Regions from separate parts of the Homo sapiens genome. Here all the other regions are linked to region 3. The links are chromatin contacts, found by Hi-C in ENCODE. All regions are on one chromosome and are shown on one strand. Each heading gives the region's core, a stretch centred on a gene start or an enhancer-like site at or near the end of the contact. The rest is flanking DNA. Distances are from core to core; before and after follow the strand shown.

Region 1 (2,781 bases), core at 49-2,548, 5.6 Mb before region 3:
TTCTGTCATTTTCAATAGCATGTATGAAAATGGAGGACATTATGTTAAGCGAAATGAGGCACAGCATGACAAATATCACATGTGCTCACTCATTTGTGGGGCTAAAAACGTGAACTCATGGAGATGGAGAGTAGAATGAGATAGTTAACAGAGGCTGGGAAGGATGGTGGGTAGAGGAGATAAAGAGGGACTTGTTAATCGATACAAAAATACAGTTAGAATGAATAAGATCTAGTAGTTGGTAGCACTATACAGTGACTATAGTTAAGAACAATTTTACTATATATTTAAAAATAAGAGAGAATTGGAAACTTCCTAAAACAAAGAAATGCTAAATGCTTGAGGGGATGGATACCCCAATCACCCTCATTTGACCATTAAACACTGTATGCCTGTATCAAAACATAACATGTACCCTATAAATATGTACAACTAATATTTATCCAGAATAATTAAAAATTTAAAAACCAAAAGAGAAAAAGCAAACAGCAAGTATACCTAGTAAAGGCCTGAAATATAAAGTCTACGTGGTTTGGCAAGCCACAAAAGATATCAGCATATTATACACCCTACATAATGAAAGAATTCTGGCATTGATGCATAATTAGATAAATGGGGGAACAATTAGAAATTGAAATGCAAATGTAAATTGAGTATACTGAATTATGTAGCTGAAACCTTAAATTATTTGGTAAAAGACTATATTTTTAATAAATTTAATGGGAAATTAATAAAATATTAGAAAATTTTAAAAATAATTGTATATTTACAGTGTGTACCTGGAGAAAAATTAAACCATTGAGAGATCTAAATGTGAATGATAAAACCACAAAATCCGTAGGAAAATCAGAGATCAAAAGTACTACATAGCAAAAAAAAGAAACAAAAGAAAAAAAAAAGACATACCCATAATCAAAAGACAGTGGGAAAATTATTTACCTATATCATAGAAATGGGAAAATATGCTTAATGTATGTATAGGGCTACCTAAATAAAAGAAATCGCCGGTTCTGAAAGGATCCCTCCACGTCCAAACGACCATAGGCTCGCCCCACCTGTCAGAGAGGAGTCCTTCCGAGAAGTCCTTCCAAGGATTCCGGGTCGCGCAGTCCCGGGTGGACCGCTATGACCAATATTCTGGGGCGTGTACCTGGACGACTCCCGAGGACTCTGGGGAGTGTAGTCCACCGAGGGGATGCGACGCGCAGGGTCGCATAGCCTCCGGGCCGCGCCGAGGATGCTGGGTAGCGTAGTCCCGGCCGCGCTGAGGATTCTGGGTAGTGTAGTCCCGGGCGGCGCAGAGCGTTCCAGATCCCTGGGCGTCAGCGAGCCGTGAGATGCGTGGTCCACCATCGGTGACCTCACCGCCTCGGTTCGCCCTCAGCCGCCCCGGTGAGCTGCGCTCCTGCGGGTCCCTCTCTGCAGCGCGCCCTTCCGGCGCAGGAAGAAGGGCCGGGAAGGCCTGGGACGTGAGGGCGCTGCTGGGGCCGTAGCGCGCGCTCCTCCAGGCCCGGCGTCTCCGCGTTCTGGGGAGGGGCGGAGACCCAGGCCGCGCCTTGAAGTGGGCGGTGGGGCTGCGGCTTGCCGAGCGCCCCGGGTCTGGGCCGCCACTCAGTCTCCGTTCCCGGTTGCGTGTAGTGGCGGCTCGGGCGGTGAACAGCCCGGATTTCACAGGGGCGCCGAGCAACCCAGGTCCTCTTGTGCCAGGGTCGCCGCTCCTCGGGTGGGGACGGGCCAGCGGCCTAGCGAGCTGCCACGGGGGTCTTTTGGCCGGAGGTGGAGGGGGACTCGGCCACAGCCAGGGTCCACTGGTGGGGTGGGGGTTACAGCCATGAGACGGATGGGCTAGGTCCGACTCGGGTTCCCTCCGACTCTGATGCTCCAGACTTTATTGTGGGAGGCGGGACAGGGGAGGACTTCGCCCGCGTGTTTTGGGGAAGGGCCGCTGCTTTGGGTTGGGAGCACCCCGCCTTGGGACGATCTTCCGCGGATAGGAGTGTAGGCCGGGACCAAATGTCCTCGCACGGGCACGTCTAGACGTGTTTTGGTGGGGGGGGGGGGGGATCTGCGTGGGGCAGCGTCCGCGGGAGGTGAGGTGGCTGTGGGGACCCAGGTGGCCTCTTCCCTGGGGCCTTGCTAATGACGGCAAAATCCGGGTTCTGCCAAAATATATTTAAAAAGGTTTATTCCTAGTCAGTATGAGTGACTGTGGCCCAGGTTATTCAGCCTCAAGAGGTCCTGTGAAAGTGCCCGAGATGGTCAGGCTTGCAGGTTAATTTTATACAATTCAGGGAGACAGGAATTTCAGGTAAAGTCATAAATCAGGCTGAGCAGTGTGGCTCATGCCTGTAGTCCCAGCACTTTGGGAGGCCAGGAGTTCCAGAGCAGCCTGGGCAGCACAGCAAGACCCTGTCTCTACATGAAATTAGAAAAATAAAAAAATTAGCGGGGCGTGGTGTCCCATGCCTGTGGCCTCAGCTACTTGGGAGGCCCAGTCAGTTGAGTCCAGGAGGTGGAGGCTGTAACCAGCTATGTTGGCTGCACTGCACGCTAGCCTGGGTAACACAGCGAGATCCTGCCTCCAAAAAGAAAATCATAAATCAATAAGAGAAAGATATACACGGGTTCCTCCCAAAAAGCTGGTATATCTCCAAAGGGTTTACACCTCATGGGGGCACTTAGGGATTCTTTAGTGGACAGTTGGTTGAGAGACTTAAGCTACTGCCTGAAGACTGGAATCAGAAGCATGCCAGAGTTAAGGGGATTGCGTAGATCAAAGTT
Region 2 (2,700 bases), core at 164-2,663, 6.4 Mb after region 3:
ATGATGTTATTATGTTATGTTTTGTTATAATATCCATCCTACTTCTAGGTAACAAAATCGGTTTCAGTTACTATTGCTATGTAATAAACTGTTATTCTTACTATGTAATAAACTTCTTCCCCTTGCCCCTCCCTAAGAAGTCAGTGGTAGAAGAGAAAGAAAAAAAGCCCCAAGTTACATAATAAAACCACATAGGTTATATTTATAATAATGGTATCAGTGGTTCTCGAACTTTTTGGTTTCAGCATACCTTTATACTCCCCAAAATAGTAGAGAACACTCCAAAGCTTTTGTTTCTGTGGGTTACATCTATTAATATTTACTATATTAAAAATTGAATACAAAGCTGAAATGTGGCTGGGTGCGGTGGCTCACGCCAGTAATCCCAGAACTTTGGGAGGCCAAGGCAGTAGGATCACCTGAGGTCAGGAGTTCGAGACCAGCATGGCAAACATGGTGAAAACCCGTCTCTACTAAAAATACAAAAAATTAGTCGGGTGTGTATCGAGCGCCTGTAATCCCAGCTACTCAGGAGTCTGAGGCAGGAGAATCGCTTGAGCCCGGGAGGCAGAGGTTGCAGTGAGCCGAGATCGTGCCATTGCACTCCAGCCTGGTTGACAGAGTGAAACTCCATCTCCAAAAAAAAAAGAAAAAAACCAACAAAAAACTGAAATGTTAAAAAGTTATTTAAAATAACAATAATAAACCATTATGTGTTAATATAATTAAGACATTTTAATGAAGAATAAATATTTTCCAAAAACAAAAAAATGTGGTAAGAAAAGTGTTATCTTTTGCATTAGTGTAAATTCCTCTATAGCTGGCTTAAAGAAGCCAGTTAGATTCTCATTTCTGCCTTTACATTCAGTTCGACGTGATGTTTTGGTGGAAGTATAAGGAAAATCCATCAGTCATGGGTCATCAAAACCCATGACTGGGTTTCGGTCTTACATCCTAGCCGATAAAAGACCGCCTACACTCCTTCCCCCTGGGCAAGGCTCGTGCCCCAACTCCTACAAGCAATGCAGGCTGAACCTTAGTTTTCCCTACCGTCTAACAGTGCTCTAAGGATTGAAAGAAAGTAACTCTTAAGCGACACCTAGATAAAATGATGGTCAGTTTAATTTCATTTCTCATCACAGTATTAGTCAATCAACCACTCAGATATAATCACATCCTGCGGGCTTATTCAGGGGCGGGGTGGGTAGAGATAAGCAATAGCGCATGCGCAGCTCAGAACGAAGCCCCAGGTGGAGTTAGCGCTGCACCTCTGAGGCCAGGTGAGCCGCTCCGAAGCGGAGGGCGGAGTCAGAGCCGCTTGTGGGAGGCTGCTTCCGACCACGTGGTACCCCGAATGACCAATGGGGAGACTTGATGTCAGCCCCGCTTCCTCACCCTGGCAACGGGCGGGTGACTACTTCCGGTGCAGTGAAGGCTCGGGGCTGAAGCGGGTGAGTGTCCCTCTTTCCCACGCTGTCCGCGCCGCTGCCGCCTCCGCGCTGCTGCCTCTGTGTGTGGGCCCCGTACGCTAGCTGGGACGTCCTCTCCGGGTCCGAGAGGGGGCGGCGCGCAGGACACCCCTTGCCCCGGGCGGGGCTAGAGGAGGGGGCCAGGATGTCCCTAGTTCCCTAGTCTTGGTCGCTCTAGGCGGCCCCGTCGTCCCCCTTCCCAGCCTCATCTCCGGCTTGGCGTCCTCGTGGCCACCGGGGAAGTACTGTCTGTATGTGGGGAGTTCTCGCAGTTCTTCACCCACTTTGCAGTCTCAGGCTGGAGATGTCTCAGAGTCCGAGGTTCGCAGACAGCCGAGAATGTGCGCCTTGTCCTGGGTGGCGGGTTGGGGGTAAGGCAGCCCCTTACTTAGTAATAGAGGCCTGATGAGAGTCCTGCGGGTCGTTAGCACTTACTACTCAGGGGGAGGAGGAGGAGGAAGAAGAGGAGGAGGAAAGGACCGAGAAGATGGAGCAGCTGGAGAGGAGGGGGGGAAAGCAGGAGCTAGAGATGTCCTGGAAATCGAGGGTATCGTGTTTCCGGAAGGAGAGAGTTCAACTTTCCTGGCTTCTGTAGGGGAGGGGAAGGAAAGGTGTGTTAGGGGCCATTAGATTGCTGAATTATTATTATTCTTTATTAGCGAAGGAATTTTTACTTATATTCTTAGGAGTTTAATAATTTATCTTTTTTGTTGTAAATAAAACTTTTCCCCACCACTTACAAAAAGCAGTGCTTACTAAGGAACATCTGGAAAATGCAGAAATAGTTATGAAGAGATCACCTATAGTTCTGCCAACCCAGCATTTTGATCTTTTTTCTAATATTTTATTCATATTAACCTATTTGTGATCATAATGTATGCGTGTAAAATACGGTTATAACTAAGAGGCATAGTTACATACATTGTGTTCATTGCACGGATAGATTGTCTTTTTTCCTCTTGAGAAAGTCTTATTAAGGTATTCATGCACCATAAAATTTATTCTTTAAAATTGTAAATTTCAGTGCTTTTTCTCATATCGCAAAGTTGTGCACCCATCACCACTATCTACTTTCAGAACATTTTCATCACCCCCAAAAGAAATCCTATACTCATGACAGTCACTCCCCATTAGATTCTCTGCTTTCTCTCCCAGGCCTTGTAACCACTAATCTACTTTCTGTATCTATGGATTTTCCTATACTGGCATTTCATATAAATGGAATCATAGA
Region 3 (2,837 bases), core at 2-2,501:
CTTTATGAAAGTGATATAAAATCTTCTCTATTTAAATTTTGAAAAGTGAGATAAAATATCTAAATAATATGGTTAATAAAGAGTTATGGCAAATACATTGATGTTGGTTATAACTGACTGCAGTTCTAGAAATCTGCATAAATCTTTTGTTGAAAGTAATATCTGCATTGGTAGACGTGATATTACTACATACATAAATATATATTTTCCCCAAACACCAAAAGAGCTTTGCAACTGTGGAAATTATCCTAACAAATGAGCTGCCAAGTCATGTCATTATACATTTGTCCAACCTCATAGAATGTACACCAAGAGTGAACCCTAATATAAACTATGAACTTTGGGTGATAATGATGTGTCAATGTAGGTTCAAGATTGTAACAAATGTACTGCTCTGGTGGAGGATATTTTTAAGAGTTGGAGGCTGTTAGAGGAGGGAAGAGGTACAATAATTGATAGCAGGAAGCTGTGGAGGGAGGAAATCTCTGTGTCTTCCACTTAATTTTGTTGTGAACCTAAAACTTCTCTAAAAATGTCTATTAAAAAAAATTCTCTTAACCTTTGCTTTTCAGTTTTTGAGGGCAGGTTAAGTATTATAACAGCTAACATCTACTGAGCATTTGTCTTTAATCCTAGTGAAACAGATGTTATTAGCCTTGTTTTATAGTTGAGGACATTGAGGCTAAGAAAATTTAACTAGAGTAATTAAGGCACACACAGAATTTAAACATGTTTCTTATCACAAGACTGAGTTGTTTTCCAGTTACTCTATTTATATTTTTTCCTAATATCTGGCTTCAAAGTACCTTCTGTTATTTTTAATTCCAAGCCTTAGAGTTAATTATTTGGGCACCTTAGAATTATTTGGGCACAACTGTCCCGAAACCAGAAACGAGGGGGCGTGGACCCAGAGACTACTAGAATGCAATGCTCGAGGCATTGCAGCCTAAAAGGGCGGCAGCTCGCCCCGTCGCATGCTGGGAATGGTAGTTTCCTCGCTCTCCCTTCTTCCCCCGCCCTCGAGCATCCAGATTGGAGCTCCGTTCTTACTCCCTTGCAGGGCGCCACGGCTCGACAGAGCCACTCGTCCTCGCCTGGTCATCCCAGTTCCGGAGGCTGACCTGGGGATGCGCCCTGGACGCCCTGCACCGCAGTCCTTGCGTCGCTGCTAGTCAGCACGGCGTTACCCACCTCATCCGCAGCTCCAGGACGCCGCACTCCACGCGCTGCCGCAAGGAGGACGCGCAGCCTGGTCACCATGGAAACGGTGCCGCCTCCGTCACGGCTCAAGCGAGAGGTCAAAGGTCAGTCCTGCAAGTTCCGCTTCCGGTTCCGAGATCCTGTTTGTTTTCTGAAAGCTTTGTGGTTTCGGTGAGCTCTCAGAGCCGATTTCTAGCGTCCGTGCCGGGGACAGGTGTCCAGAGGTCGACTGCTGCAGACATGGCGGCCTCCACCGCGGCCGGGAAGCAGCGGATTCCCAAAGTGGCCAAGGTAGGCGATCGCGAGGGGCCTTGTAGGAGGTGGCCTAGGAAAGGGGCATCCCTCAGCCCTGAGGGTGCCCGGGTTGGGAGAGAGTGTTCCCGCCGGGGAGAAGGCTCACCCTGAGAGATGGAGAGGAAGGGCAGCTGGTGGTGGGGCGCGGGCTCTTGTCATCGCGGAGCACGACCCGCGTTGGCGTGGCCTTCGTTCTGGGGTGGTTTTGCTGGGGAGTGGAGTGGGGTGGTTCGGTGAAGATTTACTGAGCCAGGCACTGCACTGGGCGCTGGGAAGCTACGCTCGTACGCTGGCCACAAGCAGTACTCAAAACACGAGTTTCTGTATAAAGACGACCTTGCTAGATGTTACCGAGAGGCAAAGTAGAATATGCCATGGGCGTGAATAAGGGGGTCGTATGAAGGGGTCCTGAAAGTAAATTTTGCTGAGGAAATGACCTTTAAGCTGAGACTTGAAGGCTGAATAGGAGTTAGCCCAGCTGACAGCGGAGGGCGAGAGTAGACGGTAGGAGTAGTATAGTATCATAAGTTAATTAAACAGTAGACTTACTATCTGGTATTTCCTTTGATAGCTAATACTTACCAAGTGCTTAATATGTGGCAGACTTTGAAGCCTTTACAGATACCCTCCCTCCAGTCTTTCTTGAGCCCGGATGACTCTCTTGAACTGGACCTTTACATAACTATTTGTCTGACTCGCAGGAGTAATGCATATAGAGCAAGTAACACTGTGTCTGGCACTTAGTGCTTATTAAATATGAGCTATCACCATTATCATCATTACTCCACATGTGGCATTAAGTAACATTTTTTATAATTCAGCTACATAAACTTTTATTGGGCATCACTGGTCCAATGGAAATATAATGCACACCACATATGAAATTTTAAATTTTCTCATATCTACATTAAAAAGTAAAAACAAAGCAAAAAAGTGAAATTAATTTTGATAATATATATTTTATTTGAGCTAATGTATCCAAAATATTATCATTTCAACATGTAATCGGTATAAAAAATGTAATGAGGTAGTTTATTCTTTTTTATACTTCATCTTCAAAACCAATGTGTATTTTACACTTACAGTCCACCTCAATTTGTACTCACCACATGTGACTCATAGCTACTGTGTTGGACAGCACAGCTCTAAGCTACGTTAGACTGTAAGCTTCTAAGACCTCAAGAAGCTTACAGTCTAATGATGAGAACTTACTGAAATTGCCTTTGACTTGAAGTGCCATGTAAAACCAAACCCAGTTATACACCGGGGCATTAAATAAGTTGAAGAATTCTGTAAATGCAGGTTGTAATGCTGTTAATAAGATGTGCTACACATTTTGATAA

Evidence for each region. Hi-C counts contacts between places; a loop is a spot of excess contacts on that map. Pooled maps may share reads with other maps.
Region 1: a loop to region 3 is called in a map of CD8-positive, alpha-beta T cell, with 20 times the contacts of the local background. The contact joins the promoter of ZNF337 here to the promoter of CFAP61 in region 3. A Hi-C loop is called at or near these places in 3 of 168 maps with a recorded cell type or tissue (CD8-positive, alpha-beta T cell, naive thymus-derived CD4-positive, alpha-beta T cell and tibial artery) and 10 of 50 pooled maps.
Region 2: a loop to region 3 is called in a pooled map, with 27 times the contacts of the local background. The contact joins the promoter of TASP1 here to the promoter of CFAP61 in region 3. A Hi-C loop is called at or near these places in 5 of 50 pooled maps.

Annotation. Positions count from the first base shown.
Region 1 is chr20:25,695,370-25,698,150 of GRCh38, reverse strand. It overlaps ZNF337 (zinc finger protein 337), which reads left to right and starts at 1,298. Exons shown (of 5, transcript NM_015655.4): 1 at 1,298-1,392. It overlaps LOC107985400 (a long non-coding RNA gene), which reads right to left and starts at 1,110. Exons shown (of 2, transcript XR_007067557.1): 1 at 988-1,110. RefSeq lists an enhancer at 1,785-1,894.
Region 2 is chr20:13,637,645-13,640,344 of GRCh38, reverse strand. It overlaps TASP1 (taspase 1), which reads left to right and starts at 1,413. Exons shown (of 14, transcript NM_017714.3): 1 at 1,413-1,451. RefSeq lists a silencer at 1,513-1,662 and enhancers at 1,853-1,942, 1,556-2,056.
Region 3 is chr20:20,050,946-20,053,782 of GRCh38, reverse strand. CFAP61 (cilia and flagella associated protein 61) reads right to left here and starts at 1,251. Exons shown (of 27, transcript NM_015585.4): 1 at 1,192-1,251. CRNKL1 (crooked neck pre-mRNA splicing factor 1) reads left to right here and starts at 1,317. Exons shown (of 14, transcript NM_001278628.2): 1 at 1,317-1,491. The coding sequence starts at 1,441. RefSeq lists a silencer at 843-892 and enhancers at 983-1,282, 1,293-1,462.